Linked DNA regions of Mus musculus: region 2 is linked to region 1. A link is a loop called in an ENCODE intact Hi-C map of the cell type or tissue named here. Cell type or tissue: left cerebral cortex. All regions are shown on one strand. Region 1 overlaps Unc5d (unc-5 netrin receptor D). Region 2 overlaps Unc5d (unc-5 netrin receptor D).

Region 1 (5,000 bases):
ATGTCCTCATGGAGGAGTGATTCAGAACATCAGTATATTGCGAATCTCTAAAAAGAAATCATCTTATCAGATCGTCTGACCATTCTGTTTATTTTTGGCTAAGAATCTCATAAATCTCAGGATAGAAGACAAAAACTCTTTTGTTAACTGCTACCATCCCCATATCCATTGCCAATGAATCTCATTTTTATAGACTGTGACTTTGACCTCCACTGTCTTCAAGGTGATAGCTTGATGAACAACATGTCCGGTACCCCAAGAAGGGGAACAGCAAGAATGTTAAGCAGAATTTTGTCCTAGTTTTCTTTCTGTAATGAAATTGTAATTAAATACCCCCCCCAAGAGAAAGTTAAGGGAAAGATAGTTTATTTGGTTTACAATTGCAGATGGTAGCCCATCATTGCTGGGAAGTCAAGGTTGATATTTGAAGCAGCTAGCCACAGGCATCACGGTCTATATCAGAGAAAATGAATGCTTATGCTTTTACTTGTTCTCAGCTCACATTCTCTGCTTGTACATAGTTCAACACCCAGGGAACGATGTTGCTTTAGAAGGCAGCTTCTTCCCATATCACTTAATATAACCAAGACAATTCTCCACAGACGTGATGGAAGGCCAATCTGATTTTGATAATCCCTTATGCCAGGAGATTCACGCTGAGCCAAGTTGACAGTTAAATTAAAACTAACCATCGAAATCATCTTGGGTATGGTAGATGTAGACGACTTGTTCCACAAGTGTAAAGCCCTTGGGTTCAATAGATAAGAAGATAGAAGGGAGGGATGGAAGAAAGATAAAAAGTCAGGCATATGGAAAGAATACAATGCTTAGGTTAAATGAGGAAAATTGTTTTTTAAAGAGAAGGGAGGGGTAACAAGACAGCAGGAAGAATAGCTGGCCTTAATCAGGCTTCGGTCAGGTTGGCAACCAACACTTTCAACTATAGACTTATACATTTGAGTGTGTATATGTGTGTGCTTTCCCTGTGTGCTTTTCTATGTCTGTCTGTCTGTCTATCTCCACTCTCTCTTCTCTCTTCCCTCTCTCCCCTCATGTGTGTGTATATTTTCTCTGTCTCTGACTTTCTCCCTGTCATCTCTGTTCTGCCTCTGTTTCTGTCTCTTTGTGTGTTTTTCCTTTTTGTTTTCTGTCTGTCTGTCCCTCTCTCTTTTTCTCCCTCCTCTGTCTGTCTCTGTCTCTCTTTTAATTTCTCTGTCTCTCTCTACCTTTGGCTCTCTGTTTCTGTCTGTCTCTTTCTCTATCTCCCTGTCTCTCTGTCTAGCTCTCTGTCTGTCTGTCTGTCTGTCTCTGTCTCTGTCTCTGTCTCTGTCTCTGTCTCTGTCTCTGTCTCTGTCTCTGTCTCTGTCTCTGTCTCTCTCTCTCTCTCTCTCTCTCTCTGTGTGTGTGTGTGTGTGTGTGTGTGTGTGTGTGTGTGTGTATGTGTGTGTGTGTGTGTGTGTGCATCTGGGTATTTTCCATGTCTGTGCTAAGTATCAGAAATATTTTCCCCCATATGCTAAGCAAGTCTTTCAAAAGTAGCCAAAAATTAAGATATGAGTTTTTGAAGTCTCCATGGAAACTGCTATTTCAAACTGTTTTCAAATGTGCTGTGTTCTTTAGTCCTCCTTTTTTCCTGTGGAAGACCACAGACAGGAGCAAGGTTATCATCTATTGAACTCTGTGTGGTCCTGTTAAAAAAGACTGCTTGATGGTGGCTGCATCTTAGCACAACAGCCCCTAGATGGAAAAGGGGCAACATCAAAGGGCCATTATAGTTGCATTATCTTTTTGTGTATTTTCTCTGTGATTCTTGATTCTTAGCCTATCCCAACAAGGGGTGAGAAAATCCACAGTGATGGCTCCCCTCATGGCACTGTTACAAATTGGGAAAATAGACAAACAATAGAGACTAATACAATACAACCTAGAATTGAAGCATTTTCAAAAATACCACATTTAAAACATGTTTTTTTTGGTCAGGTCCCAAAAGAATATTGCTTAATATGATTTGGGTTTCTACTTGAGCTGTCATATTGACGAACTGGTAAGGGTGGGAGGCTGGGGAGTGAGGGTTATTCTGTTATTTACTAATAAATGCGATTACTTCATCACGAGAAAAATATCACAGCCTTTTTAATATCTGGCTTGGAAAAAAAATGGTGAGCCCAGCAGATGACTAGAGCACTGTCCAATTTCTGCTGTGTTGTGTGAAGACTGTTTTGTTCATTTTTTTTTAAACCAGCAAGGTACCTCCTTTCTGAGATGCTCCCACTTGCAATCCAAGCCACTCTCTGCTGCAGCATTCTTTCCCTCACAGAGTGACATCTGTGATGTTCAAGTACATTGGCCCCTCAGACTTAGAGTGATTCATAAGTCCCCTGAACTATTTGCTCCAAAGCATGCTTGCTCCCCCGGCTCCAGGAGCTGCTTAGAATTTTACAAGGAATTTTCCACCTCCTCTGTGGGCTCTTGTCTGCAGCACCAAGAGTCACTACACGGTAGCATCTCTTGCTATTTAAAAGGAACAGATGTTATTTTGCTCCTAACTGGGTTGCAAAACATCTTTCTGGTTTTTGTTTTTTTTTTTTTTCCTTTCCTTTTCTTTTTTAACTTTTCTTTGCCAGTTAAGATAATCACACAAACACTACCTGAGGCAAGTGGCCCTAATCCAGTGTCAGACATGTTTGTCTTGAAAAGGAGGCATGTCAAGAGTGTTAGATGTGAGGGCAGTGAGGGCATGATATTCAGAAACTGACCTGGAAGGTCAGAGGTCCCCATTCCCAGCCACTGGCATGGTTCCACCTAGGTTAGCAGGGGAAGCTAATACCAATCAGTACATCCAACGCCAATACAAGATGTTCTCCTTTTAATAGAGGCAACTGCAAAAAGAGTGATGGAGGTGTCTTTTAGTGTCTGAGTGACAGATCATCTTTTTTTCTTACTAGGAAATTCTCTACTACTGAATCCTGCCATGCAGCCAGATCTGACTGTGAGCCGGACATACAGCGGGCCCATCTGTCTGCAGGATCCGCTCGACAAGGAGCTCATGACAGAGTCCTCACTCTTCAATCCTTTATCTGACATCAAAGTCAAAGTCCAGAGCTCATTTATGGTTTCCCTGGGAGTGTCTGAGAGAGCGGAGTACCATGGCAAGAATCACTCGGGGACTTTCCCCCATGGAAACAACCGCGGATTCAGTACAATACATCCCAGAAACAAAACGCCGTACATCCAAAATCTGTCATCACTGCCGACAAGGACAGAGCTGAGGACAACTGGTGTCTTTGGCCATTTAGGGGGACGCTTAGTAATGCCAAATACAGGTGGGTGGTAAGTGTGTGTTTGCATATTTTCCTCACTTGTGTAAATATCTTTTTATAAGTATGCAATAATCAGATTCATTTGGAAGTGATCAGCGAAGGCTGGGGCTGCACTTTGTGTGCCCAGGAGCCCAGATGTGCAGCTGAAATAGAGCAGAGCCATCTCTCTGCCTGCCAGCAGGACAGAAGACCACGTTGATGCTGCTGATCGCCATCTTTTAGCATTATACCTATCAGGTGGTATGGAGAGGCTCCTGGTTTTGAGACCCACTGGAATATGTCACCTAGGGCATGGTAAGGAGGAAAAGAACACAGTTCTTTTCTACAACTGACAAGTACCATATTTAGCCAAAGCACATGTTTGCACTGACAAATAATTTAGGGCACGGACAGTCACATTTCTTGGGCCCTCGATAATTATTTTGACTATTTTTAAGTGATTATTACATTGGTTCTTGGCAAGCAATGACGATGAATCATTGCATTGTTGCTCTTTAAAGTTCAAACATTAGTTCTAGAGCTATGCCACACGCACAACCCATTTCAAAGTATGTGTTTCCCTTTTTTGGGTTTTAAGAGAGGAGATTTCTCTGGATATTTGTAGGTGGATATTTCTGATCCCTGGCACAGGTTACTTTAAAAATGTCATCCCTAGCTGTCGCTTGATCTTCACGGTTGTTGCCTGAAGCCAGAGTAGAGGGAAATGAGATTGCTTTCTCCTCTTAGTCCTAAGCCGTGGGAGGCAGGTGAGTTCCATGGCAGATATCGAAAGCAGAGAGGGCCAGGAACATTAGATCTAGCCATGCTCTTAGAAACTGAGTATCAAGCGAGTGCTCAATGAGGAGAGATGATCAGGATTTTATCCCATAAAATGAAATCTGTGACAGGATTGGTCTTAGACTATGACTGCAGCTACCTTACCTATCTAGTAGCTTAGACTTGAAACTGAACTTTCTCTTCACTTCATAATTTTAACCTCATTCTATCCCAAATTAGTTGTGTACTCTCACACCCAGTTTCAAAATATAACTTACTTCTGGAAAATAGCCTAAGTTACGTCTCTAGAAATGATGATGTTCCCCAACCTACCTTGCCAGTGTTTTAGGGCATGCTGGGATTCTTATTTCCCATTAGTTTAAGTGTCCCATATGAGTGACAGTGTATGATGACAGTCTAACTTGTCTCACTAGGGCATAACTGACCAATAGGACTCTTCTTTTAGAAAGAAGCAGTCAGCCATATTTATCACATGAATTTGTAAAACATATAAAAACGGAACATGCATCCCTTGTTTTACCAAAGACTAGGATGTGAAATCAGAGTCACATGAAGCCAGTGAGTTACTACTATGCCTTTATCAAAGCTCCTCACGCATGTTCCCATCCTTATGTGTACAGGGTTCATATGTGTTTGTGTTTACATATTGAACTAGTGTCAAGAGCAAACTATTCATTGCCCATATTTGCTTAATTTTCATCAAAGAAAACATGGAAATGAAACCTGGATGAATGAGAAATATTTCTTTCCCCTCGTATCTCTCTTGAGAGACATCCTTGTTGAAAACTAAAACTCTGATAGCTTGTTGGCGATCCCCACCCAGTTTCACCATAAATGGGATGTTTTTAAGTCTCCTGACAAGAACCACTGGGCAAGATTGAAGCTGCACATTTCAAATGAGTT
Region 2 (5,000 bases), 64 kb after region 1:
ACTTGCACTTGCTGCCTTTGAAGCTATAGATGTAACTGGCTAACAGTATTGGTTTGAAGCCCCAATCCTGAACAATCCTGAATGAAACTGTGGCCCATACATAGGAGAAGAGTCTAAAATGCTAAGGATATTTGGGTGCAGCTCAAAGACAGACTCCTGCTGTATATTATAACATTGATTGGCACATTTATCTTAGGAATATCTGATACCTTTTGAGGGTGATATATTGGGCCTTCAAACCACACTGTCAGCCAATTACATCTGTAACCCCAGGGGCAGCAAGTCCCTGTAACACAACCATAAGTGAATAAAGGCAAAGCTTTGTTGTCTGAGGGTTAGAAAACAAGTTTCAAGGAGGTACAGTGTGAGCTTGATAGCGCTTTGGTACATTCCCTAGGGCTCAGGTGGCCTCAGATTCCCCATATTCCAGGGCTTCAGTAAACTTAATCTTTGCAGGGTCATTAAGAATGCACACAGAGGTAAACTACTCTCTAAGGTATTTGCATTTTAATACTGTGGGGACTGCTCAAAACACCTGGAAGCTTTTACTATACTCTTTCTAACCAGGGTCTCTTCAGTAGAACTAACCATACTAATTATGATGGCCCTATCTGGTGGAATTTTATTATAGTCTCTTAAACTCTCCCCTGCTCTCAACTTATATACCTTAAAAGTCTCCATAAGTATTTCCAAAATCTCTGAATCTAATCTGAATTCCATTCTCAATCTAACACAGTTATAAGTAGGAAGGTGTATTTTGAAAATTAAGTGGGGGTAATGGTATCTCTAGCTGCATATGTAGCAGAAGATGGCCTCCTCGGACATCATTGGGAAGAGAGGCTCCTTGGTCTTGCAAACTTTATATGCCGCAGTACAGGGTAACACCAGGGCCTAGAAGTGGGAGTGGGTGGGTAGGGGAGCAGGGTTGGGGGAGGATATAGGGGACTTTTGGGATAGCATTTGATATGCAAATGAAGAAAATACCTAATAAAAAATTGGAAAAAGTTTAAAAAAAATGAAATGAAGTGGATTACATGTTTTAGTGTGGCTTTATCAGTTTGCCCATACCAAACATGTGATATTTGTCAGGGCGTCTTGGCCCTGCCTTCCACAGAAAGCCCCAGATTATGTACATGGCCAGCTCATGGGGAAGTTTAAAAGGTGAAATTAATCACAGAAGCAAAACTAAAAGGAACGCAGGTATATAGAAAACTCAAATGTTCAACAATACACAGTTAATTAAATTTCATAAGCCATCACCACCACATAAATTTGTGTGTGTGTGAGTGTGTGTGTATATGTGTGTGTGTGTGTATGTGTGTGTGTGTATGTGTGTGTGTATGTGTATGTGTGTGTGTGTGTGTGTGTGTGTGTGTATGTGTGTGAGTGTATGTGTATGTGTGTGTGTATGTGTGTGTGTGTGTGTATGTGTGTGTGTGTGTGTGTGTGTGTATGTGTGTTTCATCATCTTAGTGTGACCCATAATTTCTGGTATTGTAGTGATTGTCCTTGGAGAGCATCCAAGAGAGGACCAAGCCATTTGAGTCTAGAGCTCTGGGAAAGTAACTTGAACTGAAAACCTAGAAGATTCTAAAATTAACCTCATAGTGCAGTGGTTAGACCTTCTTTCTGCATGGCAAATGGCATCTGTCAGGCACCACCAAAAATAGTCTTAGTTATCTAAATTACTTTAGTTGGTCAAAATTTGTAAAAGCTATAAAGTTTAGTGAAGAGCTTAACAATCTGAGGGCTCTAAAATGAGCATAATAAAAAAAATTTTTTTCAGCATACTTCTGAATATTTAGAATTTTTGTTTTGGGGTGATGTTTAGGCTTTATTTCAGAGAGAATAAGGGATGGGGTGGAGAGAGAGAGAGGAGAGAGAATATAACAACATGAGGAGAGAGAGAAGAAAGAGGAAGGGGAGGACAAAGAGAGACAGGGTGAGGGAACCAGTGACTCTCTTGGGAAACTGCTTAAAATCAACATGAATTCTATGTTTTACTAGTAATGTTTGCTAAATTTGAGTTTTTACCACCTGGTATCCAAATGCATCAGAGTTACTGTGAGGAAAAACGGGACTCATATATTAGAATCTGAATAATTTCAAAAGTGTGGTATTAAAAAAAGTCAGTTGTATATATGGCCTAACACTTTATAAAAAATCACATTTCATTTGCATATATGCACTCCATAAAACTGCATCACTATCTTTTAAGGACAGCCTGTTGGAATAAGAGTTTAGTTTAGGTTTTCCCAGGTTGTTTTTTTCTACTATACACAGGGAAACACAGTTTTTTCAAATGTCTTGGGTAATAGCAAGGCAAATCAAATGATTAAGACTAATATGATCTTATAGCTACTAAAATAAATGGAAACTTGGAATGTATATGTATTATACTGAGTGTGTTTGTGTAAATTCAAATAACAAGTCTAAAAGTTACTTCTAGAAGCTCATTTCACTTGCTACAGTATGTTCAGAGATCTGTGCCAATTGAGAGATATATTTTTGTCTCCTTTAGACATGCAGTTTCTTTAGCCCTGGGTACCTATTCCACAGATCTGTACTTTCCCAGGGCTTCCCACAGCCGTGCAGCTGGCACTGTCTAGTCTGTAGTGCTTTTTCTGGATTATGTATATAGAACTCCTACCCGATGTGGGTTCCTGGATATTTTTAAGACTGATTGAGACCAAGATTCCCCACTTGAAAACATATGCTTGATGATTTTCACTATTAAGTATTACAGCTTTTATCTTGTAGTGTCCAGGATCCCTAAATATGTTATTCGTTAAATGTCTTAGAGTCCTGCAGTCAGATCACCTATGTTGGGGCTCAGCAACAGTGGACATCTAGATTGTTTTTTCAAAGGAAAGACAAAGCAGGAAATTCAGTCTTAACTTCTTCAAATTAGCTCTCTACTGTAGATATCTTGCTAAATCATAAGAGTACTGGACAAAGACAACACAATGGTCACAGGGAAAATCTGGCTAAAAAAAAATTGTATCATTTATAAATGTATCAAGGGGGGAAACAGAGAGAGTAGTGTTGTAAGAAAGGTAGAAAGAACATGACAATCAAATTTCAGCTTCACTCCATAATGGTTTCCTAAGACACAGCCATCATTCACAAGAATGTTGTCTGTCGCTCCTTTTGTGGTACCATGGTAGAGTACAGCCACTGCAGAGAGCCGGGCCGTCGGAGACCCACAAAGCCAGAACTATTTATTGTCTGGCCTCAGTAGGTTGGTCAACCTCTGAAGTGGGGCATTTGGATCATTATGATCCCAGTCACAGTACAAAAGCCCATTGACATTTAATAGAAACATCAAAACAGCAGCAGCCCTGAGTAAAATCAGAGTGGTGGTATTGCTCTTTTGGTTAGAGATAATATTTTGTTTGTGGGAAGAGAAGTCCTGTAGGTCCATCCATGGCTAGGCTAACCTCTCCCACTAAGCCACAGCTCAGCCTGTGGTTGATGCTTTTTTAACAACACTGGAGATCATAAAAACTTTTTATTCCTTCTAAAAATTGATATGGAAAGAGATGGCCACACCTGCTAGCATGTGCCTATTTTCCCACTATCCCTTCCAGTTCTGGACTGCCTGAACCTCATGAAAGGGGATATAGTGAGAGCCAGCAACTTCTAGAAATATCTCCCTACAGACTGGAGAAAGTGTTAACATGCAACTCAAAGTTTTTAAGTAAGAAGAAGCAGAATCTTTTCCAAAGTTCTCAAGCAGAATTTACTGTTTCTGCTAGCATGGGCATTAATCACCATTTTTAAAACACAAAGCTGGGTTGTAGGTGGAGACAGCGACTAGGGCGTGAAGATGAGGGTGGGGGCAGAGGAAGGCAAGAAAACACTGAAGGAACTCGAGGTTAGTGTCAGTGATACTGAGCTGACCTTGACCCTTCCTTTGTTAAAAATTAATCTTAGTTGAAGGTATGTGGAATAATTCTGCTTTGTATGCTTTTTGATAACCAGTTGTCTAGAAACTGTATGTTTCCTATAAGTAGTCATGTGTGATTGGAAACTCATCTTCTCTTGTGAACTGCTCTTTATAAGATCCCACTTTGTGATTGTACGTTGGAAATACTGGTAGAAAGTGCTGCTCTCTTCAAAATAGAAAGTGTTCTGCAAACAGTTTCTTCCCAAAACACTAAAATTTCATTGGGAATGACATTTCTGTCCTAACTTTAAAAGTCCCCATGACAAACACTGACCTTTAATCCTTTGTGCTTCTTAGTCCTCATCATAGCAAAGTTATTGTCCAAAAGGTTAGGGTTCATTTTTTTTTCTTTCACTGAAGATGCTATATCATCTGGAAAAGACATGTAAGAATCAATTACTCAGTTAATGTCAGCTAATGGATGTTGAATAAATGCCTGTCACAGTATTATGATAAATGCTATGGAAGATTCGGCCAATGATTAAATATGATCTCTAGCTTTCAGAGTTTTGTAGTCAAGAATGAAGACAGAGTAGGGTGTTAGATGAAGGGGAAGTTGTGTGTGTGTGTGTGTGTGTGTGTGTGTGTGTGTGTTTGTGTAATCTCCATAGTTTCATTGAGGTCATACTATGATAGGCATGAACACAGGATTTCTTATGACTTGAAAATAGAATGTAGCAATACAGTATGTGTTCAAGATTTTGGCAACAGAGTTCCAAGTCCTTTACTGTCCTAACATGCTGATATATAAGTGAAGTCTGTCCCCTAGAGTAGAAAGAAAAAGCTGGTGAGTTTATCAAAGGAAGAAACAACAAAGAGGAAGGGTAACAAACTAATATCCTTGGGTAAGGAATCAGAAAAAGGATGATAAATACCAGTTCTTACAGTTAGTCACTTGGAGATATTGAAGTGAGAATTTCTCATCCACTAAGGTTGAAGTAGTAGATAGATAGGTATTACACCCACACCTAAGTCAATAGTAAACCCTATTAACAGTTTAATTAGCCAAGAAAATGGGAAGGAGACATTTAGCACCAAAGGAGGAGTGGCC

What was found. Peaks named below come from ENCODE experiments on the same cell type or tissue, not always from the same donor. Only the 100,000 strongest peaks of a DNase experiment are listed, where the experiment ranks them.
Region 2: a loop joins it to region 1, with 5 times the contacts of the local background. A loop is called at or near these places in 2 of 42 quality-filtered maps.

What each region holds. Positions count from the first base shown.
Region 1 is chr8:28,717,940-28,722,939 of GRCm38, reverse strand. It overlaps Unc5d (unc-5 netrin receptor D), which reads left to right. Exons shown (of 18, transcript NM_153135.3): 11 at 2,946-3,323. Among named protein-coding and RNA genes, the nearest start is that of Gm32505, 22 kb to the right of the region's middle. In left cerebral cortex, no CTCF peak of the experiment used is centred here; a DNase peak (open chromatin) is centred at 2,363; H3K27ac peaks cover 3,030 bases.
Region 2 is chr8:28,653,597-28,658,596 of GRCm38, reverse strand. All of the region lies in intron 17 of Unc5d (unc-5 netrin receptor D), which reads left to right. Among named protein-coding and RNA genes, the nearest start is that of Gm32505, 42 kb to the left of the region's middle. In left cerebral cortex, no CTCF peak of the experiment used is centred here; DNase peaks (open chromatin) are centred at 2,212 and 2,573; H3K27ac peaks cover 2,091 bases.